2 separate regions of the Mus musculus genome follow, and region 2 is linked to region 1. Evidence: chromatin loops called from intact Hi-C (ENCODE). Cell type or tissue: left cerebral cortex. All regions are shown on one strand. Each heading gives the region's core, and the rest is flanking DNA. Links, peaks and the distances in the headings are about the cores only.

The links. Hi-C counts contacts between places; a loop is a spot of excess contacts. Peaks named below come from ENCODE experiments on the same cell type or tissue, not always from the same donor. Only the 100,000 strongest peaks of a DNase experiment are listed, where the experiment ranks them.
Region 2: it touches region 1 in a loop (5-fold over the local background); 2 of 42 quality-filtered maps call a loop at or near these places.

What each region holds. Positions count from the first base shown.
Region 1 is chr15:100,780,032-100,788,031 of GRCm38, forward strand. It overlaps Slc4a8 (solute carrier family 4 (anion exchanger), member 8), which reads left to right. Exons shown (of 25, transcript NM_021530.2): 3 at 2,915-3,064; 4 at 3,756-3,891; 5 at 4,684-4,844; 6 at 7,133-7,321. Among named protein-coding and RNA genes, the nearest start is that of Gm52175, 18 kb to the left of the region's middle. In left cerebral cortex, for the core only: a CTCF peak has its summit at 3,395 (motif pointing right); DNase peaks (open chromatin) are centred at 119, 726 and 3,752; H3K27ac peaks cover 664 bases.
Region 2 is chr15:101,166,503-101,182,574 of GRCm38, forward strand. It overlaps Acvr1b (activin A receptor, type 1B), which reads left to right and starts at 7,570. Exons shown (of 9, transcript NM_007395.4): 1 at 7,570-7,733. The coding sequence starts at 7,643. In left cerebral cortex, for the core only: no CTCF peak of the experiment used is centred there; DNase peaks (open chromatin) are centred at 7,417, 8,074, 8,280, 8,656 and 3 more places; H3K4me3 peaks cover 4,253 bases; H3K27ac peaks cover 3,524 bases.

The DNA of each region.
Region 1 (8,000 bases), core at 1-8,000:
CTTGAGGTGGGGGAGGGGAGGAGTGTACTTCCACCAGAGAGCATTCTCCCAGCCTCCCCACTTGCTCACAGGTCTCCGCTAGTCTTCCAGGCGTTGCTGTTCCTATTTTGTTTTACAAAGAAAAGGAGAACTAGACAAATGTTAGCGTAGCCCCGAGCCTCCCCCCACCCCCACTGTATTGGATGATGGGGTGGAGGCTGTGGAGGCTAAGCTGTCTTAGCAACTCCCGGCTTGTGAGGGAGGATGGCGACTTGGCAGCTCTCCTCAGAAAGTCTGACTTCTGGAAAGTCTACAGCCTGAGGTGTCTGCCCTCGTCTGCTTTGTGTCTCAGGCTACTCAGTGTGCCTGTGAGCTCCTCTGGCAACCCTTACAGCTTATTTATGCTTGGAGAGGGGGTGATCCTGTACAAGGTCAGTTTTTGGGGCTCCCATAGTTCACTTCCTGGGGACGGAAGGTCTCACCTCTCTTCAATATCCGTGTTGCTTCTCACCTTTCTCTCACTCTGTGGCCTACTGGGTGTCCCTCCAAGATGGAGGGTTTCAAATGCAGAGGAAGGTGCTCCACGGGTCAGCTAGGACCTCCCCCTCCTCCCATGCTCTGGCAAGCACTTCATGCTTATCATCGAGTCCTTTTGTTGCCCCTTTCAGATCCGAGGCACCCTTAGGTTGTCCTGCACCCTGAGCAGGTCTCCAGGGTCTAACCCGGGGAGGCACTTGGAGATACTCTGTCTGCTGAATGCAGATACTCCGCGAGGAGTGCTGGCTGCATAAGACAGTGCGGGGTGTGGAGAGGAGTTGGGGATTTAGCTTCATGGTGGAGTGCTTGCTTGTGCTGGAGCAATCTGGAGCAAGTGCAAGGCCCTGGAATCCGGTGCTCAGCTCTGGGCAGGGCTGGGTGGGGTGGGGTGGGAGGAAGACACTGTGCTTGGCAATGTGTGGGTGCCGGAGGAGGATCAAAGCCAGGACCTTAAGGAGTGCACAGGTGCACAGTAGGGAGTAAGGCAGTTGCTGGGCTGTAAGCAAGGCAGAGAAAGTGTGGGAAAAGCTTTAACTAAGGGCTCTGAGTAACTTTGAGGAAGGTGACAACACATCTCCTAGGGGAAATCAGAAACCCTGCTGAGGAGGCAGGGGAATTTGCCCTGAATTTTGGGTGAATGCTTGTGTAGAAAGCCCCAACACATTTGAGGAAGAGCAAGTGGCCTGGCCCAGGTTAGAGACAGGGTAAGGTGCCGGGCTACGTGCGTGCAGCAGCTGTGCAAGGTGGATGGAGCTGAAAGCAGCTACTCTGGGGCTGGTGAAGGTGCAGAGGTATGCATACGGATGGTTTTCCAGATGTTCCGTGCCAGCATGTGGGACTACCCTGCTCTCCAGATGTTCCGGGCCAGCATGCCGGGCTACCCTTTCAGCTCCCTTGAGCTGATCACCTGGGTCTCACAGGGGTCATTTATTTTCATGTTGACTATGTGAACTTGTCGTAAAGGAAGGAACGTCTGGAGAAGGGGCTGAGAGCTGAGCATTGGAGTCCTAAGTTCACAGTGGTGAGCCATGATCTGGGCTGTGACCTGTAATATTACTTGAGGTATTAAATTTGTTAAAAAGGACACCTGCTTCATCAAAGTGGGGACAGAGAAAGGTTTGACATCTGTGACCTGTAGGACCCAGAAGGAAAGGTACAGAAGGGTAGAGGGGAGAATCTGAGGTAACTCTGAGTCCCCACACCTGAGGTGGTTCTTGTTTGTTTGCTGGGTTTGTTTTTGTTTTATTGGTGATTTCCTGTTTTGTTTTTGAGACAGGGTTTCTCTGTGTAGCCCTGACTGTCCTGAAACTCACTCTGTAGACCAGGCTGGCCTCCTACTCACAGAGATCTGCCTGTCTCTGCCTCCTAAGTGCTGAGATTAAAGGCGTGCACCACCATTGCACTATCTTTAATGTCTCTAAACCCAGCCTCATTCCTTCTGACTTACCGTGTCTGTCAGCAGTAGTCTAGATGGTGTAGTGTCCAGTGCAGAGCTGGGCCCCTGCATGGTCTGCCAGCACCGTGCTGAACACGTTTTCCTATTTACTGCTCTTGACTGTCCTGTGAGTTTAAAAAACGAGCTTTAGTGTTCCTTTTAGAAGATGAATCAAGTGCTGGGCAGTGGTGGTGCACGCCTTTAGTCCCAGCACTCAGGAAACAGAAATAAGCTGATCTGAGTTTGAGGCCAGCCTGGTCTACAGAGTGGGTTCCAGGACAGCCAGAACTATGCAGAGAAAGCCAAAAACCAAAACAATTAACAAAGAAGCTAGAGAGAATAGATGACTTGTTTATGTCATACGGCTAGTGATGAAATGGAGTTTCGAACCCAGGACAAGCTGACTGGAACCTTAACTGCCCTTAACCACTTTTCTAAATTACCTCTCTGCCAAGACCTGCCACAATTACCATATAGGAATTGCTTCTTCAAGTATCACTCTCATTACCCTTGTGATAGCAATAAGTAACATATATTCATAGTTTGTACGTCGGCTTCCCTCTCACCTTTCTTCTCCCTCCCTCTCCCCTTCCCTCCTTCCCTCTCCCTCCTTCACCTCTTCCCTCTCCCCTTTCCCTTGTGCATGCTCATCTGTTCTGCTGCCCCACCCCCTTCCCAAGCCCTGCTCCCTTGACCTCCCCACGAGTCCCAGCCATCATGCAGTTTCTCATAGGTAGCAGGTATGCATAATGAAGCACACATTCTTCAGTTTGATTGTCACAATATCTTTTGAGGTTTCAGCCTAGTGCAGGACAAAGGAAGACACAGCTCCTGGGTGGAGTTGTCTATGAAGTTTAAACATTCCAGAAGTGACCAATAAAAAAACCTGTGATCTTTTTGCTCTTAATTATGCCACACCCTTTTGTGGAAGGAATTCTCTCTGAGTCTTCTGCTTCCATCCAGGTCATAGAACTCTGTATGTGGGGGTTCGGATGCCGCTGGGGAGGCAGAGCCATCGGCACCACCGCACTCATGGCCAGAAGCACCGGAGACGAGGAGGGCGGGGCAAAGGAGCCAGCCAGGGCGAGGAGGGCTTGGAAGCCTTGGCCCACGGTAACACCCTGGAGGGAGGACAGAGGCCCATTGTGGGGAGAGGTGGTGAGGCGTGGGAAATGCAGGAGGAGCATAGCCACGTAAAGTCATTGTCTGGGGTTTCCAATAGGAAGGAGTGCTTCTAAGGATTAAAAATGCCTTCCTGAAAATTTACATTTCAGCACCCCAATCAACAGTGTCAGAATTCATTCGCTAGAGAATTAGCCATTTCTTTTTACTGAAATTTGTCAGATCTCTAGAAAACTATAAACACAACACCACCTGTTTATGTGCTCAGGTATTTTGCCTACATGCATGTCTGTGTGCCACGTGCGTGCCTAGTGCCCTTGGAGGCCAGAAGAGGGCGCCAGATCCCCTGGGACTGGAGTTACAGGTGTGAGCTGCCATGTGGGCGCTTGGAACTGAACCCAGGTCTCTAGAAGAATGGCCAGTGCTTTTAGCCACCGAGCCTTCTCTCCAGCCCTGGTTTCTAGGTTCTCATGGGACTTCTGCGAGTGGTCTCAGTTGACAGCTCTGCTCCCTTGTGGCCATGCTTCCACAGGAGAGCCTTTCCTCTAAGAAAAAGGAATGTTTAAACCTGTATTCAGGGCATCTTCTATATACCCCCAAGCTGCTAGGCAGAATGCTATTTTTGTTCTGATTTGGAGGCTGGTACACATGCAGACGTTTCTCTCTCCGGTTGGTTTCCTAGACACCCCGTCTCAGCGTGTTCAGTTCATTCTTGGCACTGAGGAAGATGAAGAACATGTGCCTCATGAGCTCTTCACAGAGCTGGACGAGATCTGTATGAAAGAGGGGGAAGATGCTGAGTGGAAGGAGACGGCCAGGTGAGTGTGGGGCAGACACCTGCCTGCTGCAGCAGGCCTCTCAGCAGGCCAGACCTGCTTGCCTCTTGTCTCTTCTTGGTAACGTGGTTACCAGTAAGCCTGGCTCCAGCTCTCCGTGGTGCAGGGTCAATGCATGCACTGTTGTGGACATTTTCCGTGGCAGAGTTAAACAGGCCAGTTGGCAGTGAGTCTTCCCTGTTTGTCTCCGTGGGTTTCTGAAGTCACACAAAGCACTGATAAAAATGTTGTTGTTTTTTGAATGTGGTATCACTGTGTCCTAATGATGTAGAATTTTAAGAATTATCCTTATTATAGACAGTTTTATAACTAAAGATTTTTAAGGGGCTAGAGAACTTGGCTCAGTGGTTGGGAGCACTGACTGTACTTCTAGAAGACCCAGGTTTGATTCCCAGAGCCCACATGGCATCTCACTGCCTGACACCGTCATACGGATACATGCAGACAAGACACCAATGCACATACAATAAAAATAAATATTAAAAAATTTTAAAACAAATTAAGCAAAAGAAAGTGGCAGTGTCCTTCAATCCTACTGTCCCAAGGATAAAACTAGGAATGTATTTGGGTCTTAGACATATATGTGTTTGTAATTTTATGTTTGTCTCAGAATAAAAACGGGTGAGATTTGCACTGTACCACAGCTTGCTTTTCCCACTTACTCTGTGTCTGAGCATTAGATTGGGAGTTAGTGTTCAGCGTGACAGTTCAGGTTTTGCCCTCTTGCAGACCCCACCCTCTGTCTCTGACATCTCATGTTGGCAATATTTGCAGGTGGCTGAAGTTTGAAGAGGATGTGGAGGACGGGGGAGAGCGCTGGAGCAAGCCTTACGTGGCCACGCTCTCTCTGCACAGCCTGTTTGAGCTGAGGAGCTGCCTCATCAACGGCTCTGTGCTTCTGGACATGCGTGCAAGTAGCATAGAGGAGATCTCAGGTATGGGGCAAACGATGGGCAGAGGAGTTGGGCGTAAACTCGGAAGTATGAGAGCCAAGCATTCTGGCTCACACCCGTAACCTGTCATTAGGAGGCTGGAGAGCAGAATGCCAGCTTTGAGGTCTGAACTCTACAGTGATACTTTATCTCAAGCAAAACAAAACAGAACGTTGAAGCCAGAAAGGAAGAAAGTTAAAGGGTCATTGAGGCGGTGTTTGCCGTGCCAGCTGGGCAGGCGGCCTTAGTGCCATCCCAGGAATCGGTGATGGAAGGACCAACTTCCGGAAGCCGTGCTCTGACCTCCACGAGCTCACCATGGCACTTCCTTTCATCACATACACGCGCACACACGCACACAGTAGTGGTGGTGATAGTAATAATACCTTTTAAAAAGTAAAGATTTAAAAGCACACACTCTTCCTCTAGAAGAGATACAGGAGGTGAGCCATGGCATCCCACACTTCAGCATGGGGTGCGGGGTGGCCAGTCTGGTGTGAGCAGATGTTAAGTTACCATGTTTGGGGAGCAGCATTGGAAAGCACAAGTGTCTAGGTGATTCTGCCTCTCTGAGGAGGGGGACCTGGGGACCGAGGCCAGTCCTGATGGAATCCTGTGTCGACTCCTTTGAAAGGTGGTGCCTGGGTGTGCCACCCACTGTGGGGAAAGTGGGATTAAAAAAAAAGTTCTCTGTCAGTGCCCTGTTCACGGCTGCCGAGGCAGCGGAACCTGGGGGGATTGGAGGCCATAAATGAGCATCAGAGAGGCCATACAGTTTGTATGATGCTGAGGGTTAAAGGGCGTCACACGAGTAAAGTGTGTCTCGCCAAGTCTGAGCTGCACGTGGCGCCAGCTAAGCCTTTGCACCGGGCAGGCAAGCCGCACGTAGCAAAAATCGTTTTTTGTTTTTTTGGGGGGTTTTTTGTGGAGGCTTATAAACAAATAGCAATAGCCAGGTATAATCGAAGTGAACTCAGTGCTGTCCACTACACCTGGCAGGGCGTGGAAGCACATCCCCACACTGCGTTTGAAGAAACTGAGGTCACAGGACATGGTTTTTTGGAGTTTTTTTTTTTTTTTTTTTTTTTTTTTTTTCCATAAGCACTCAGAAGTCTCCTCACACTGCTCCATCCTTGAACTGTGTTCCAAAAGGGTCACAACTGTCTTTCACTGACTTGTAACTACATACGTGTCTAAGAGCCTGCGAAGTTCCTAAGAAAGTGTGTGCCGTGTTTTGGATAGAGGAATCCCTGGGAATTAGTGCCCTACAGCCCTCAACAATGAGACCTCAGCCAAGCCTTGGCAGGGCAGCTGTAAGAATGATGGAGGCTGAGTTAATACGTCAGGCCATGGGAAGAGAGGAGGCAGAGCGCTGCCTGCATGGGGCAGTGGCGGAAGGGCACTGTTTCCAATGCAGCTCGGGAGGTAGAATTGATGGTAACAACCTGGTGGCATCCAGATGGCAGTGTCTGTGTGTAATTGGAGCTGCCATGACACTTGAGAGACAGATCTGAACTGAAATGTGCCCCTAGGTCTTCTAAAGGTGGTTCAGGTTATTGTGGTCAGCAGTGGGGGTGGGGACTCCACCTGTCTGAAGCTGGCTCAGGGGTCATAGGTTGGGTGAAAGAAAAGTATCACCCTTGGAGACTGAGGGCCACTCAGCAGTGTCACAAAAATCGGACAACAGCCACCAAACCTGTGTTACCCTCCTAGGACTGCTGGGATACATCTCCATCCGTGTGGTGGCTCGTGCCCGTGATCCCAGCATCCAGAGGTTAAGGCAGGTAGATGAGGTTCAACACTAGCCTGGGCTTGTAGCAAAGTCTTGTCTCAAAATAAAACCAGTGAACCAATCAGTAAGTTTGGAAGTCAGAAATCTGAAATGAGTTTAGTTTGGGCTGCATTCCTCAAAGGCCCACAACAGGAACGTTTCTCCAGCTTCCAGCTTCCGGGAGCTACAGGTGCTTTTTTGTTTTTTGTTTTTTGAGACAGCGTTTCTCTGTGTAGCCCTGGCTGTCCTGGAATTCACTCTGTAGACCAGGCTGGCCTCGAACTCAGAAATCCGCCTGCCTCTGCCTCCCAAGTGCTGGGATTAAAGGCATGTGCCACCACGCCCGGCTACAGGTCCTTTTTGATTGAGGATTTTCTTTTCTTTTGGGGAATTTTAAGAGGGAAAGGAAAAATAAAACTAGTAGTAGAGGGTGGAGCAGCTTGCCGCCACCCGCTGCTCCTTCCCCGAGCACCTGATGCGGGTCCTCTGTTCCTGAGTGTTGGTTGGACTCTGCTTTTAGACCTGATCCTGGACCAGCAGGAGCTGCTCCGAGACCTGAGCGACAGCGTGAGGGTTAAAGTGCGGGAAGCCCTGCTGAAGAAGCACCACCACCAGAACGAGAGGAGGAGGAACAACCTCATCCCCATCGTCCGCTCCTTCGCTGAGGTTGGCAAGAAGCAGTCTGACCCGCACTCCATGGACAGAGATGGTGAGGGGGCCTTTGGGGGCGCTTGCGGTTTGTTTTGTTGGTGCTGCTGCTCCGCACTACATCTCTTTGGTGGGTGGTAAGCAGGGTGGCCCGGGACTGGTACCGTCTCCCACTTGTGCTCTCAGAAAGGGAGCAGCTGTGAGGAGAGTGCCCAGTGCCCACACTGATGCTCATCTGGGGCAGAAGAAGCAGCCTTTTTCAATTAGCAAACGTCTTGGCTCAGACACAGAATGCTGTAGCATAGACAGGCTTCTGTGCTTGTGCTCTTGGCTCTGCCGTCTGCAGAGTCTGTGGCCCTGGACATCTCTTACAGCCCTTCACATGTCAAGTTAATAAAGACCATAGCAGGACTGTCCTTCCTTTGTTATGGGATTTCCAGGCATTCACTTAAGTCTAAAGTCTGATCCCAGGTGCAGGTGGGTTGCAAACTCTTCAGCTGCTAATGGCTACCTCCCCGTGGCTTGGCAGAGCCTTGTCTGTATTATATTCTAGTCTCTGTGTTTACTAAGTTAGAGAGTACAGACCTCTTTGGGAACCTGTTTCTTCTGTAAGCTTTCTGTAGAGGTCCACATGCACTTCTGGCTAAAGGTCACCGCAGCTATAGAGAAATGAGAGAGAGGCCTTGACTGCTAAAGAAGATGGAGGGAGTAGCTAGGCCTCTTGCTTACCATTAAGTGCG
Region 2 (16,072 bases), core at 3,322-11,321, 390 kb after region 1:
CAAAGTGACTGTCTCTTGACTGGGGACATTAAGATAATCTCCTGTGCTTACACATTTTCTCTTTGCTCACCTTCTCTTTCCTGTCTCTGAAATAATAACATTCTCCCCACAGGCCAAAGCCAGCCCCTGTACCCTTTCATCTCAAGCCTACCTTCTTCACCTCTTCTTGGTCCTGACTCTCCTTTGCTCCTTCAGCTTCCTGTGCCTTTGAACTCCTATTGGCTCCTTCACGAGAGGTGAGTTAGAATCTCTCTGCGCTTGGTCAAGCAACAGAACAAAATAAGGTCATTCCTTTCACCTGGAGTATCTGAAATCCTTTTCTCCCCTCCTATTTAGTCACTATTTTTAAGTTGGATTATTTGGTTCACTTACATTTATTATAATCGTGCACATATCTGAATTTATTTTCTACTCATTATGTTCTATTTATTGCTTATTACTATTGTTGTTTTCGTTTACTTGTTTACTTCCTTGTGCTTTTCCATCCTGTTTCCTCTTCTCTTAACCTGGAAGTTGTACAATCCTTTTCTATGAGTGGATCTGTGACTCTGTAAGGCGTGCATGAAGTCCGCAATGACTTACTCTTTCTGTCTGACTCCTTTTAAAGAGACATTTTGTATGAATAGACAGTTCTAAGTTGATTTACTTTCCTTTAAGTTCTATCTGGTTGTGTCTTTTTTGGCTGCATATTTATTGGAACGCTAACTAAAGAATCTCCTGTAGTCATGGGGTGACACCTCTCATGATGATTTCTTACTTTCTTTTCTATAATACCACGCGTGGCCGAGGTTACTTGAATCTAAATAGCGAGTGATCTCCCAAACTGTCTAGATAGGGAAAATTTTACATTAAAACATACCATGGAGCTGGCTTGCATTTATGAATTCTCCTGGAAGATTTTTGCCCCACCCGATGCCAAAGTTCAAGTCAGGCAATTTCTCTGTGGTGTCTTGGGGGAATTCTCGGTCGTTAGGCTAACTATTATCTTCTGTGGGGCAGAGCTTTGTGCTGCAGAGGGTTTCTTGTTTGGATGGACCCGGGTTTTGGCTCCTCCAAGAAAACAGACCCCAAGTTTGTTTGGTGCACAAATACTCCCAAGGTGAAAGCCAGTCACCTGGCGTCCTCTCTTTCTCCTTAGGTGTTTGCTCTACGCGGCCGGGTGCTGCTGTACTTTTCCTACAAAGCTTATTTCTATTCACCACACATAGAGCAATGACAGACCAAAGGAGAGATTCCAGCCGAGTCTAGCTCGGTGAGCTAATGAATTTAACGGGACTACTTAAAGGAGCATGGGCCACTCAAAGGCAGATCCATCACTGCACACTTCCCCTCCTGCCTAGGAGACACATCCCAGAAGCTACGTCCCTACAGACTCAGCGGCAGCTCCACTGAAGCGGCTCCTCTCACCCAGACTTTGTGTGTTGCTTATAGGACCTCAGCGATGGGCCTTGTGAATCTCCCAGATTTTGAAGCTTCCTGAGGCTCCTCCCTCCTCCCGGGAAGATATGTTTCAATTAGTGCAAGCAGCTAGACATGGACCCCAGGGCTTGCTGGGCGAATGCTCTACCACTGAGCCACGGTCCACCTTGTTCTTGGTATTTTTTTTCCCCTTTCTTGCTGGTTTACTGAATATTGGGAGTTGTTTTTTTTAAGCCAACTTCTTTTAAAGAGAAAAATTACCCTAAAGTCTGCCCCCATTCACAGGAAACCCCTCATTCTACCTCCAGTCAACTCAGGCAGAAGCCATCAACGGTTTACACCTCAAACCCAGAAGACCCCAACCCTCACCTCACTTCCAATTAGATCCTAGACGCCTCTCTTGCCTATGATGATCTCTATGATTCTGTTCTCTCCAGATTCTTTTTCCACTTCTGTGAGTCTCTCTTACTGCCATGTTGCTGCGCTTTTGACTTCCAGTGCTCCCTTGAGCTGTATGAACACCTTACGCTGTGCTCCAGGCTTCCAGAGCCACCTCTTCGTGGCTCACGTACATGATGCCTATTTAAGTCAGGGTGCCCCAATCCATGATGGGGATCTCATGTCTCTCTGCCCATACACATCCTTCCTACACTAGGTACCAGTTATCTGTGTCAAGTTACCCAGGAGTCCTACCAGGCAATCTTCTCCCTCACATGCCACATCAACCAATCTTGCCTCCACCTCTTGAATCCATTTCCCTGTTGGCTGTGGCTGCCTGGGGTCTGCTCTTCTTTCTCTCCTGTCTAGGCTATCGAAACAACCTCCTCTCAGGCTCCTTGTTGTCAGCGTTCCCATGATTTGACTTCTGTATCAAGTTTTAGTTTATTTGGATTAGCAAAGTGGTCCTCTTTTTTTAAAAAAAATTTAAAAAGATGTATTTTATGTGCATGTATGAGTGCTTGTATGCATGTATGTGTATCACATGTGTGCCTGGTACGTGATGAAGCCAGAGAAGGAATTAGATCTCCCATAGTTATATTACAAGTGGATGTGAGCTACCAGATGTGGGTGCTTGGAACTGAATCTGGAGCCTTTGCAAGAAAAAAAAAAATACTCTTAACTACGGAGCCACCTTCTTAACCCTGTCCCATACACAGAGACCTGTATGTCTGAGGAGCACTGGTCATCCAAGAATCAACTGTAGCATGGCCTGTTCCCGGTCACACCTAATTCTTCAGCTGTTTCCTGTAGGGTGGAGTCCCCCAAGTCTCTGCCCCAGTGAGTCTGACTCTGTTGATTGTGCCACAGTGTCCCCAAGTCATTATTGTCTTTCTTTCACGCTTGTCTGCATAGGAGGACAGGCTTCATGAAATCCAGGAACCAAGATTCAGCCATGTGTATATGTTGTGTCTGGTATACTTGGCACTCTGTAAGTGCTCATAGAATATAGGTAGAACTGGCTGCTGCCTGGGGCTCAGCTCTGTAGGGAAACTGAGATGAGTCCTCGCCATGGTGTCTCGGTGCCTTGTGACCAGGATGGAAGCAGTAACACTGTGTGACCTAGCCCCTGGAGCACAGGGAGGAAGGGCTTTTTTTTTCTGGGAGAATGACTTCTAGGAGGTCCGAGGGATTGTATAAGAAAGGGGCACAATAGTGGAGAAGTTCATAGGGTGTGGAGGGATCGAGCCTGCAGTTTAAAGAACTTTAGTAGAGCATCACTAACAGAGTGTCTTAGTTAGTTAGGGTTTACTTCTGTGAACAGACACCATGACCAAGGCAACTCTTATAAAGGACAACATGTAATTGGGGCTGGCTTACAGGTTCAGCGATTTAGTCCAATATCATCAAGCAGAGCATGACAGCATCCAGGCAAGGCATGAGGCAGGAGGAGCTGAGAGTTCTACATCTTCACCTGAAGGCTGCTAGCAGAACACTAGCTTCCAGGCAGCTAGGATGAGGGTCTGATGGCCCACACTTTCAGTGACAGACCTACTTCAACAGGGCCACACCTTCTATAGTGCCACTTCACAGGCACTTCACATGTACAAACCATCACACAGGGGCTGTGGAGAGAGGGAAGGAGAATGAGACTGGGAAAGGTTGATAAGCGGGAGGAAGTTCCAGCTAGATAAAGAGAAGCTTCAGTGTGTTGCTGCACGAGAAAATGACTATAGAAAATGAGAATTTCTACAGTCCAGAAAAGCCAGGGGAACAGTGTCTGAAGGCTTTACAGTCAAGACAGGATGTCTGAGAAGATATGTTTACCCTGACTTGGTCATACACAGTATATGTGTCTACACGAATGTCACATGACACCACAAAATACAAGCATTTTCTTATTAAGGCCACATCGCTGAGTCTTTAGCCATGGCGAGGAGCTCTAGAAAGAGGTGTTCTTGGGCCTGGTCACAGAAAGGAGCACAGGATCATGGGTGTGAGCCAGACAGTGTGCCTTCCTGAAGCTCAGGGCCTAAGAGGGAAGGTAGATAGATGCCTCACCTAGGAGCTCTGACTGGACAAGATATCTCACACCCTCACAACAGGGTGTGAGAAACAGAATTATCCCTTCTCCCCACCCCAGCAAATCTCATTTTTCATCTTCAGCTTGGTTCTTGGGAAAGCATGAGATGCTGCAGTTTTGAACAAAGTACAAGAGCAGTGAGTGGGGCTGTGGTTTTAACAACCGATTACGGGCAAGCATGGGCAAGTCGCACCTTCTCTAAGTCTCCTCATCTGCAAGCAGGGCCCACTTGGACAGGGCTCAGCTGCTCCGCAGGGCGGTAGGGAAGACAAAGCTTTGATAACCAGGGCAGCTACTCTCTTTACGTCGATACCCTTCTGTGCTTTACATACAATATCCTAACCAGTTCTCGCAGTGTCCTTCTGAGATCTCATACAAATGAGTGAATTCAGGCTTAGGGAGGTCAAAACCTCTCACCCTAAGTTTCAGACAAGCAGGCGGTGGGTGTGTTGATCTGGGGACCTAGCACCGAGGTCCTTGTTCTCTGTGCTCAGGCTGACCTTCCTCCTGCTCAGAGGTAAAGTATCTCTAGACTCCCTCTGTGAACCCAAGGCATATGGAAAGATAACCTCAGAGGGTGCTCAGTGTCCCCCTCCCCAATTACAGGGGTACTGGCGTCACAGAATTAATGATTAGCCCTTCAAAACGTGTGGATGTCATTTTACTTGGAAGCCAGATCCAACATAACCAAGTTCTCATTACTAAGCAGGTACACCTGTCACCTCAAACCTCTGCAGAGGCAGGGGGATCAGGGATTCAAGGCCATTCTCCTGTGTATAATAAGCTCACAGCCAGCCTGGGCTACATGACACCCTGTTTCAAAACAAATAAAAGGCCTGAGTGGGTGGTAGCACTCGCCTTTACTCCCAGCTCCCCGGAGGCAGAGGCAGAGGCAGAGGCAGGAGGAATCTCTGTGAGTTCGAGGCCAGCCTAGTCTACAAAAAAAAAAAAAAAAAAAAAAAAAAAAAAAAAAAAAAAAAACCATTATCTGAAAAAAAAGAAAAAAGAAAAACAAACAAATAAAAGAGCAGGAAGAAAGAAGGACAGAAGGACTTGGATTCATACTGGATCAGGGAGGGCCCTGAAAAATGACCATTGCTATTCTGATGACAGATAATTTGTATTTGTTAGCACTATATGGATATGTGTAAAGGTGTGCTCGCTCACTCACATGTACACACATGGAGACCAGAGGTCAACAGTGGTCATCTTCTTTTATTGATCTTCACCCTATCTCTATCTATCTATCTATCTATCCATCCATCATCCATCATCTGTTATCTACCTATTACCTATCTATCCATCTATCATCTATTGTTTACCTTTTACCTATCTATCCATCCATCTATCTATTCATCTGTCTGTCTGTCTGTCATCTATCTGGGAGTAAAGGCATGCATGTCCCGATGCACATGTAGAACTCAGAAGACAATCTGTGGGAGTCTGTTCTCTGTGTCAACTCCAGTCATCAGGTTTGGCAACAAGCACCTTTACCTGCTAAGCTATCTTGCTGGCCCACCACCTTACCTTGAACAGATCTTTGTTGAACTTGAAGCTTGGTTGGCCAGTGAGACTCTGGGGTCTGCTTGTTCCTGCCCTCCTACTGCTAGGGCTCACAGATGTGAGCTGTGCACCTGTTTTCTATCTGGGTGCTGGAGATCTGGACTTGGGTCCTTGTAGTAACACAGTGGGCACTTTACCAATTAAGCCATCTCCCCAGACTTGGATGTGGAGACACAGGCTGGGAGAGAAGACTGCCATGTGAAGATGGGGCACCAAGGATTCTGGGAACTACCGGAAGCTCAAAGGGAAGGAGTCATTTCTGAAGAGTTTGATGGAACGTGGCCAAGTGATTTGGGGTTTCTAAGCTTCAGAGTAAACAGAGAATAAATTTGTTATGTAATGCCAACTTTGGTCCAGTGGCCCTCAGTACTGTTGGACCACAGCTGGGGGCCTAAAGGAGGATAGATACAGCATAGTTGGGTAGACCAGTAAGACAGACTTGGAGAAGTAGGCTACTTTTGGGGGGCAGGTCATGATTGAGGGTAAAAAGAATAAAAATGGTGGTGTTTATTTACCCAGCTATGCACTAAGCACCAGTTTGACTTTCTACTTGTGTGTGTTTGTGTGTTGTACCTGGGGAATGAGACCAGAAGTCCTGTTTTCCTTGGGTTCTTTGTGTTGGAGACAATTATAAGGTAAGATGTCAGAACAGCGCCCCCCACCTTTGTTTGTTTGTTGGTTGGTTTGGGTTTTTTGTTTGTTTGTTTGTTTTTGAGACAGGTTTCTCTGAGTAGTCCTGGCTCTTCTGGGACTCACTCTGTAGACCACACTGTCCCAGAACTCAAGAGATCTGCCTGCCTCTCCTCCCTCCCTCCTTCTTGACGGTCTTCTCTATCCCTTGGTCTCACACATGAAACTATCTATGACTTTGAAAGGCTAAGATGTTGCCTGTTTTCTCCTAGTTGGTTATCAGAAGCAGAATACAGATCCCAAAGTCTCTTGTGAGCTCTTCAGAAAGATACGGGATCATTTGCCTTTTATAAGTATTTCCTACTAGGTTTGAAAGTAATGTTTATCTGGAAACTATTTAGAAGTTACTGGAATACTTAAAGGAGAAACAAAAAATTATTTCAGCCTGCCTCTGTGGCACACACACCTTTAGACCCAGCACTTGAGAAGCAGAAACAGGCAGTTCTCAGTGAGTTTGAGGCCAGCCTGGACAACATAATAAGACTCTGTCTCAAAAACAAACTGAAAACCTTAGTAGTAATATTGAGTAATATCGTTCCCTTTTCTCCTACGCATACATGCATACATATCATCCACAAAAATTTATTGTAAAGGTTGGTGTTTACATTTTCATTTAACATGGAGTAACATTTCCTCGCGCCATTAGTTTTTGTAAACCGATTTTTAATCACTAGTGCTCCTTCACATGAGTGAGCCACAGTTTATCTAAGCTTCTATGATTGCTTCTCTAGTTTCCAGCTTTTTCCAATGATAAATAAGCAAGGGAACATTTTGCGTAAATATTTAGCCTCATTATTTCCTGAAGACAGACAGGAGGAAATGCCGGGCAAATGCAATGCGTTTTGTGAAGCTGTCTGATAGGTGCTGTCACATTGTTTCCCAAAATGGTTCTACCTGGCCAGCACCCTCACCAAGGCTGTCAGCCGTGCCAGCCTAGCTACATTTCGAAAACACAGACGCTCGCTCGCACAGGTAGTTGTGTCCAGCTCGCTGCAGCGGGAGGGAGCCTCGAGGGGACGCCGGTCAGGAGACTCTGGCGACGAACCCAGCGGGACACAACGGGCCGGAGGGTCGGGGCTGGGGGAAGGAAGGAGGACGGGCGCCGGCGCGGCCACTCCGCGGAGGGAGGAGGGAGACTGTCGGTCGGCGGACCCGGCCTCCCCCGCTTTCGGCTCAGCTCCGCACGGGTGCGCGAGGTTGGCCGAGGCGAGAGCCTCCGCCCCTTTAACAGGGACCCTCCCCTTTAAGGCGGGCGCACGCGCGCACCCGGCCCCGCCCTTCGGGGGCGCGCGCGGCGGCGGCCGCACCGGCTCCCGGGAGCTCACGTGCCGGCGCGGAGCGAAGGAGCCGGGCGCGCGCGGGCGGGCGGGAGGAGGGAGGGAGGGAGGGAGAGAGGCGCCGGGGGCGCGCGCGCGCGCTGGGCGCTGCTGGGCTGCGGCGGCGGTTACTATGGCGGAGTCGGCCGGAGCCTCCTCCTTCTTCCCCCTTGTTGTCCTCCTGCTCGCCGGCAGCGGCGGGTCCGGGCCCCGGGGGATCCAGGGTGAGTCCGGGGCGGGGATGGGGGGGGGGGGCGCGGGATACAGACGGCCAGGCGAGGCCTCGCGCTCGCCGTGGGGCTCGGGCGCGCCCCCTCCCCAGCCGCGCAATATGGCCGGGCGGGGGGCGCGGAGGGCCGGGGTGGCGCTGGGTCAGCCTTGGGGACCCGCGCGCTCTTCCAGACGGAGCCCGACCGGGGCGCCCAGGGGGTCGCGCCTCCTGCACCCTCCGCTCCCACCCCAGGCTTCCTCGAGATGTGGAGGTCCCTGGCTCCTGCCCTTCAGCGCGTCCGTGCGAGGGGGGTTATTCCCTGCCAGCAGATGCTCCTGGGGGCGCCTTTTCTCCCGCCAAGATTGTGGGGTTCGACGATGGGGGGCTTGTTTCTCCGATGTGTTCTGTTGCCGAGAGCCTATGCGTACCCTAGGCTAGGAGGGTAGGGGTCTCTAAGCCTCCCTTCATCATGGGGTGCCCCTACCCTCTTTCCCCTGCCACCCTGATGGTCTAGGCACCGGAGTCACATTCCCCCTTCTTTCGCTCAGCTCCTTGGGTTCTGCAGGGCACCCCCCTCCCACCCACCTCGGATATCCATGCCTGTAGACGCTGTTTGGAGGAAATGGGGCGAGCAGGCCCCTAAACCTTTTTGGAGATTGGCCTCAGAGCCATTCCAACCCTGTGAAAACCTAGTTCCCCAGCTGTTAATCTGAATCTAGGTGTATGTGTGTTTGCATGCCTCCTCACCTCCCCCACCCCGCCCCAGGGGGCCCATTCAGTTAATCACTCCGAGGATGCTTTTCAGGTGAGATCCTGAAAACTGCTTCCAACCCCCCCACCCCCAATTATTTAAAGACCCCCACGGTTGGACCGTCTCCCTGGCCCTTGGTCAGTACTTTTGCCTTGACACACAGTCCCTCCTCCCGGCACCCACCCTCCACACACACCCCTTACCTTCCAGCCTTAAGGGCCTTGTGTGGCCAGGCCCACCCCCACCTTTCCCAGTACAGAGGTGGAGACGTTTCTGTGGGACACTACACCGGCTGTGTTGTTTATGAGGCTTGTGAGGCTGGGAAGAGCCGGTGAAACCCTAAAATATTTCATCTGGTAGTATTCTCAAATGTGCTTTGGCATTGGGGTTACAGAAGAAGGTTATATTTGGCAGTTGCATCGAAGTGATTATTGACCCACAGATGGATATGGTGAGACAATTAGGGGTTGTATTTGCTGCTCCCATTGTACAAAGCCTTCTGCTTTGGCTTCTCAGCCGCCCCCAACCTTCCAGCAATGGAAGTTCGTGTGTGTGTGTGTGTGTGTGTGTGTGTGTGTGTGTGTCTGTCTGTCTGTCTGTCTGTCTGTCTGTCTGTGGCTCTAATCTGCACGCGCACACACACACACACACACACACACACACACACGAGATGCTCAGGTGGGTCTTGGTTTAGTAACGCAGACCCTCAGTAGAAGACACCATGCTACTTTGGAGTCTCAAAACCAAGTTCACTATCCCCGTCTTTGATGTGTTCTTCCAGAGTGGCGGGGCTTGTGCGTCGGCGGCGGGGTCTTTGTTCACTGGCTAGTGCTTCTGCTAGGCACTGTGCTGAGTTCCCTGTGTTGCTGCTGCTCTGTCACAGGTAACTGAGCGGCGGCGGCAGAGACTGGTAAACCCCGCCGAAGGTGGATGAACAGCCTTACATTTGTGGGGAGAGAGTGATTTTCATAAATAAGAATGTTCTCTGGGGCTTGTGGGCCATGTTTCGAGATCTGTGACAGTGCTGTTTCCCTAGTAGGGTGGTAAAAATAAGGACATTCCGTCTTCAGGTTTGTCGTGTTATGTGTGTATAAATAAATCTCTAAGTCCCTCCAGTGAAATTCATATCCTGCCTCTAGCATCTCCAAGATTTTGAAACAGTCAGTTCCCTGCTGATTTGGTGTCTGTCTGTGGGCTTGCCTTGTTGCTAGCATAGTTAAGAATGTTTAATTGGTAAGCCAACTGGTTCTGAACACGGTTTGTTTTTGTATCCTCCCCAAACTGGATGCTTGTTGGGGTGGCAGTGGGTGGGTATAACCGGGAGTTGGGCTCTTTTTTTGGTAAATGGGATATTTGGTTGTGTGTCCAGCAAACATTCTCCAAGGCCTTCAAACTTCTTGGCCAGACACTGCAGTTTTTTCCGGGATACATCTAGTTGCCAATAGTGCATGCTACAGAGACCACTGTTGCAAAAGGCTTAAAGTCAGACGTCACTTCTGGGAAAGTAGAGGCTGGGATAACAAGAAGTTGATTTTTTTTTTCCCCTCCCCTGCATTTCCTATACAGAGCTCCTGTGGGCTGGAGAAGTGACAGACCAAGGCAGTTCTCAGGCCTGGTATGTGAGCACCATGTGAGGGCAGCAAGAGATAGGTGTCTACTAATTCATCAAAACTGGGGCTTAGTAAAAAGCCAGGACAAGGATTTTTACCCTGGAAACAGCATCCACTGGGTAGATGGTGTGTTTTAAGACCTGTCTTAGGAATCTTAACTAGTGTTATAAAATGTAAAATTAAGTTAGTAGCAGGAGAACATGACATTCATGTTTTAAAGACAATCGCAGCAAGAGAGGCATCTGAGGTTCTGATAGGAACATTTTGCATTTCTATGAACAGCTTCATTGAGTGGGTTTGGACTTGAGGTGGGGGGGGGGGGAGTGAACTCCTGTGGAGGGGCAGGGAGCCTCTGATTAGTTTGTTCACACAGCTCCTGGGCAGATGAGATAAAGCACTTTAAAATGGCTACTCTGGGTAAAGGTTAGAACCAGATGGAGGGAGGGAGGGAGGGAGGAGGCTGTGCTCAGGGAACTTTGTTTCATACAGGTTGCCCTTGAACAAGTAACTTAACCTGTTACTGCCTCAACTGTCCCTCTGGAAATGAGAAAATACCCTGTGTCGCGCCGATTGGGACATTTGTGAGGCTGACTGACTGATAGGCCACTGTTGGCACGGAGGTATTTTTAGACATGGTTTCTGAGTTCACTGAATAAGCAATGTTGGGTTACTTTTTATCTTATGGGCAGAATAACATACTTTGATTGATAGACACGCCACATGTCAGTGTGGCTCGTTTCTGATTTTGCTTTTTGGTAGCCAGGGTTCAGATTTCCTCCAGTTAATTTCTGCCCTTGGCAGGCTTTTTCCTCACCCACCAGCAGCATACCTGATCTAATGGAAGGCAGGCTGGAGGAGTGACCTGCTTTAGGCTTTATTGGTTGGTAATGTTATGCAACTCTGGGTGTGTTTATGGTACTATGTAAATGTTACATAAGAACATGGAGGCTGAGAGGTGGCCAGAACTTGGCTGTGAACACAGGGAGGTTAGATGGAAGGAAGGCTCCATCCAGAAAGCCCTTGGGAGTCTTCAGGCAGGGGGGAGAAACTGCACCGTATTTTCCTCTAGAAACCCTCTCAGATGATTGTGCCTTTCAGGGGACTGCTGTGTTATAAATAGGTTTATTCTCCACCGGTGAGCTAATTGTAACCTTGCTACCATTTAAGAATCAGTAGAGAGGAGGAGGGAGAAGAGAGAGGAGAGGGGAGGGGAAGGGAGGGGAGGGGAGGGGAGGGGAGGGAAGGGAAGGGAAGGGAGACCTGCGCCATCGCTTTCAGCGTGTCCTGTCGAGGAGGCTGCTTGTTGCATCTGGGAACATGAGTTGGTTGTTTTGCAGTCTGTTCTCATAAGTGCCCAGGAGTACAGGGTGCTGTGTGGAAATGGAACCCTCAGCCCAGGGCACTTTTGACTTTCTTTCTTTTTTTGCAAGTTAAATTATAATACTGGTATGGCTGTTGTGTTTTAGTTTTGAAATCTTTGCGTGTTGCTGAAGTTCAGCTTGGGACAACAGTCAACAATAAGTCTGAGGTTCCTTCTCTCTGTACTGAGTTCTTATGTTGTCTGTTACGGGGGGGGGGGGGGGGGTCCACCGCTGTAAGATGGTGTTTTGTCCTTTTCCTCTGTATTTACAGAAAGATCCTCTTCCTCATCCAGCCTACAGTGCTGGTCCAGCTGCAGGCACTCTCAGTGGTCAATCCCACCTAGACTAGGCATTCATTCACAGCCTTAGAGTATCTGCTCTTGGGCCAGTCTAACTGGCATTTCTCTCAGCTTGCGCCATGGAGAGCCCAGTTTGAATACCGGGCTCTCTGTTTCTGCTCATCTCAGTGTTTCTACCCTGTGTGTGGCTTACCATGAGCTTGGACTCCAAAGACACCATCTTCACTCTCGTCTGCTGTGTACCTGTTGGCTTCCATCAGGATAAGGGGACGGGGACAGGTACATGGGTGGTCCCACAGAGCAGCCTCTTTCACCTTGTGTAGAGCCACCAAAGTTTGATTTAGCAGTGAATTCTCCACCCCCACAGATCCTACCCATGCTGTCCGTCTCTATTCAGGCCTTGTGGCCATTCTTCCCATTTCCGTCTCTCTGTCCAGTCTCAAGCCTGTGTCTGCCCCACTGAATCCTCTGGGTTTCACATAATGAAAATGACAAGTGTCACGTGGCCTCTGATGCCTACCTGGTTACATATAGGAGATGCCTTTGTTCATTCAGTTGGGTGTGTGCCTAGAACAGCTTCTGGCATGAGGACATAACACTGAATGAGAGGAACAAAAGTTCCCAAAGCCCTGCTGTTGTGGAACTTAAAATCACCGTGGCTTAAATGCAACCTAAGTAAACACAGTTCCCAGCCGAGGCTCTGAGGAGGGTGGGCTCGTGCGTGCCCAGAGCCGCCATCCGTCCTCTGCTTTATTCATCCTCTGTAAACCTCGGAGATGGCTTGGTATTTTTTTCTGTAAGTTGGTCACAGACACTGCTGACCAATAATATGAGCCGTTGCTCCTCTAGGAAGTACAGGGCTAGTTCCTGCAAGCCTCTGATGAGAGGTTTCATCAGTTGATCAACAGATAACCCTGTTTCTGTGTAAAGACACCTATTTAATACATAGTGTTGGTTCACACCGAGAAACTCAAGCAAGAGCAGTGCTCTACCTCTTGTCTGAATCAAGCTCCCAAACACACCGTTCTCCCCAAGGCATCGCTGTCTTCTTGTGCTTGGGAACGCCAGACATCACTTCAGCACTATGCTTGGAGACTGTTCTATATAGCAAAACCATCAACAAAAAGCATGGTGCTAAGTAGACTGCCAAGAGGACTTGTGTTTACCGTGGGAGAACCTAAATGGGGAGCAAGTGTCACCTTGACCAACCTCCAGTGGGAGCACGTGTACCGAGCTTGCTCAGGTCTTACTATTGTGTGCATATATCCTCGAATGGCTGGAAAGGATTTTGAGCATTGTGTTTTGGGATTACAGGTAACTTTTAGCAAGCAGGCTAATTCATTTGCATGCAGTCTGAATAATGGAGATCAGTTTCAGTAGTTAAACAAATGTCCTAGAGGTAAATTGCATCATGTAGAATTTTAAGGACTCCTTTTTGTGTGCTTGTGTCTGGTGTGTGCACATGTGTGAGCTGCCACACTTGTCATGCCTATATGGAGGCCAGAGATCGATGTCAAGTGTTTTTCCCAGTCATTGTCCACCGTATTTTTGGAGACAGGGTATCTTGGATAGACTAGCTAGCCAGCAAGCCCACGGGACCTGGCTGTCGTCCCCGCCACATCCTCTCCCAGTCCTTGGATTACAGACGTATGCCTCCATACCTGGCTTGTATACGGATGCTGGGGTCTGACCTCAGTTTCTCTCATTCACACAGGGAGAAGTTTGACTATGTCCCTAGTCCCTAAGGTCCCTAATGGTGCCACTGCATCTGGACATTTTATTGGTTTTTGGCAATGCTGGGGCTGGAACCCCAGAATTGTGTAATACACACACCTAGAAGTCCTCTAAGTAGATAGACATATACATGTTGAATATGTTTGGGTGATCCATAGATTCCTTTAGCACATACTTAGTGAGCACCTTCCATACTGGGCATTGGCCTAGGAGCGTAGCTGCCTTTCTTCAGAATGCCCACCTTGTGCCGAATGAGACGGATACTAGACGGCAGAGAAGAGGTTGTGCTTTTGGCAGCCACCCTGTTTCCCACGCAGAGCCCTGGGATCTGCTGTCTCTCCACTTGTACCCAGTCAGTCAGTCTAACAGTGGTGTAGTTGGCCCTACCGCCTAGGGATTTGGCAGATAGGTCTCAGTGCGTTGATGTTCAGGTGGGCTTGGTATGATTGAACTTGCCCTTTAAAGCTTATTCTCAGTCCATTGCAGAAAGGAAGTCGGTGATGCTCCTGCTGGCTTAGAAGCAAGTGAACACCCATGTTCTGAGCTTCCTGTCCCAACAGACACGTGTAGGCAGACGAGTTGCTGAGAGTGGTCCTCATCTGACAGGAAGAGTAAAACAGTGCTCTGGGTCCTGGTTTGCTGGGCAGTGGATTTTGCAAGCAACCATTAAACTTGGAAGGGGACCTCATCTTAGAGAAGCCTACCTTAGCTGGCTCCCGTCTTGCTGTGCGTGGACTTGAGACCTGTAGAGACTGAGTAAAGAGTAAAGTGTTTGTGCGCGTGTGGTGATCAGACAGCCGTGGGCACAGCGGAACGATGGGAGAATGCAGAGAAACAGCCCAGGATGTGGCCAGGAGCTCAGCATCCTGTCACTAGGACATACATAGGAAAGTCTTTTCCGAGGTGTGGTGGCGTGGGGCATGAACCTTTCCTCGTAGCTGAGGCTGAGGCTGGAGGATCATCTGGAGTTCAAGGTTGGAAGTTAAATGGAGGAAACAGGATTTGTGTACTTTCCAGATTAGCTGGGGTTGAATTGAGCTGAGGAGTGTCTTAAGAATTTGTGGAGGAGCCCCTTCACCCCAAGTCCTCAGGCATTATCTTGATATGTGTTTGTATGTTGCACTTAACACTCGAGACATAAGATTAAATCAGTTTGTTTCTAATGGTCCAGGCATGCCTGGCCCCAAGAAGAAGCAAGAGGGACACCCTTGCCCTTCAGCAGTTTACGGGCAAAGTGACTTTGCTTCTGCCTGTTGGAATTCCAGTGGAACTGCAGGGGTTCAAACCTTCTCATTCACCGGGTGATGGTGGCAATAAAAGCCACCAATAAAAGTCTAATCTGCTGGAAGTGCAGCTTCCTCGGCACAATGCCTCTAGCCTTTGAGACCTCCTTGTTTCTCAGCCTCAGCACTGAGGGTGGAGGGAGCTTAGGCAGTGGCCAGCGCCTGGTGCTCTGACTGCTGGGGTCTGCTGGGTTCTAACCCTGCAGTCACCTCTGGCTCCCTCCCCTGCAGGGTTTTACTGTGGACGTGCACTCGCTCTGTCTCCTCTGTCCCCTCTGTCCCTCCCTGTTGCTTTCCTATGTTTCCAGGGTCAGCTCTAGGCCTCCAGGTTTGCATGGTCAGTCAGATGTGGCCCTGCTCTTGGGCTTCTTGCTGCCCCTTGTCTCTTGCCGGCCGGGACCTTGGCACTGTTGCTGGCCTTTCAGTGTGGGCCCAGGATGCCTTGTGTTTTTCATGGCCCCATGCCTTCCCTGTTCTTTCTGGTAAGCTTCCTCCCTCCTCCCCTCCTCAGTACTGTGACCCAGGGGATTTTATACTTCTGTGTTTTCCCATGGTCAGCAGTCAGCAGTGCACCTTCTCCTGTGAGAGTGCTGGAGGCTCACATCACTTAAGGTTTTGTTCCTGCATTCAGACAACAGGTCCTTGAGCTAGACATCGAACCTTGTGTATTTTAAGTGCTTATATACATTTGATTAATTGAACTCATTTTTCCATCCTCTTGGCAAAATCCTAGGCAAATAATTCCAATTTTGTCTTTCTGTGATTTTTTTTTGAAAATATATATTTTTACTTTTTAAAGTATGGGTGTTTTGACTGCATGTATGTATATGTACTGCACGAGTGTTAGAGACCAGAAGAGGTCGTTGGATCCCCTGGAACCAGAGTAATGGATGGTTGTGAGCTGCCACGTGGGTGCTAGGAAGCAAATGCAAGTCCTTCTCTGCTGAGCAGCCAGGGCTCCTCCGCTGAGCCTGAGCCGGCTCTCCTGCCCTGTGTTGTATTTTGTTCTTTTAAATCCCAGTCACTATGGATATTTTTTAGTTACTTGGACATAATCTCTCTTTGGTTTCTGTGTGAGTTATTACACATTCATTTTATTGCAGCCAAATGAACTGTGTCTTAGCCCCATTAGTCTCTGTGTCGTAGTTGATTTGTTTGTCTGTTTGTTTCCTCTTCATTACCTGAGTTGCAGGGACCGGTCATCCCTGTAGCTTCTCTCCCACACAAGTGTGAGGGTCACTGTTGTCTGCTGACAGTGTAGTACCTGGGTCAGGAAGAGAAGACTCCCCCAACTTTAATGAACCAGAAGTATGT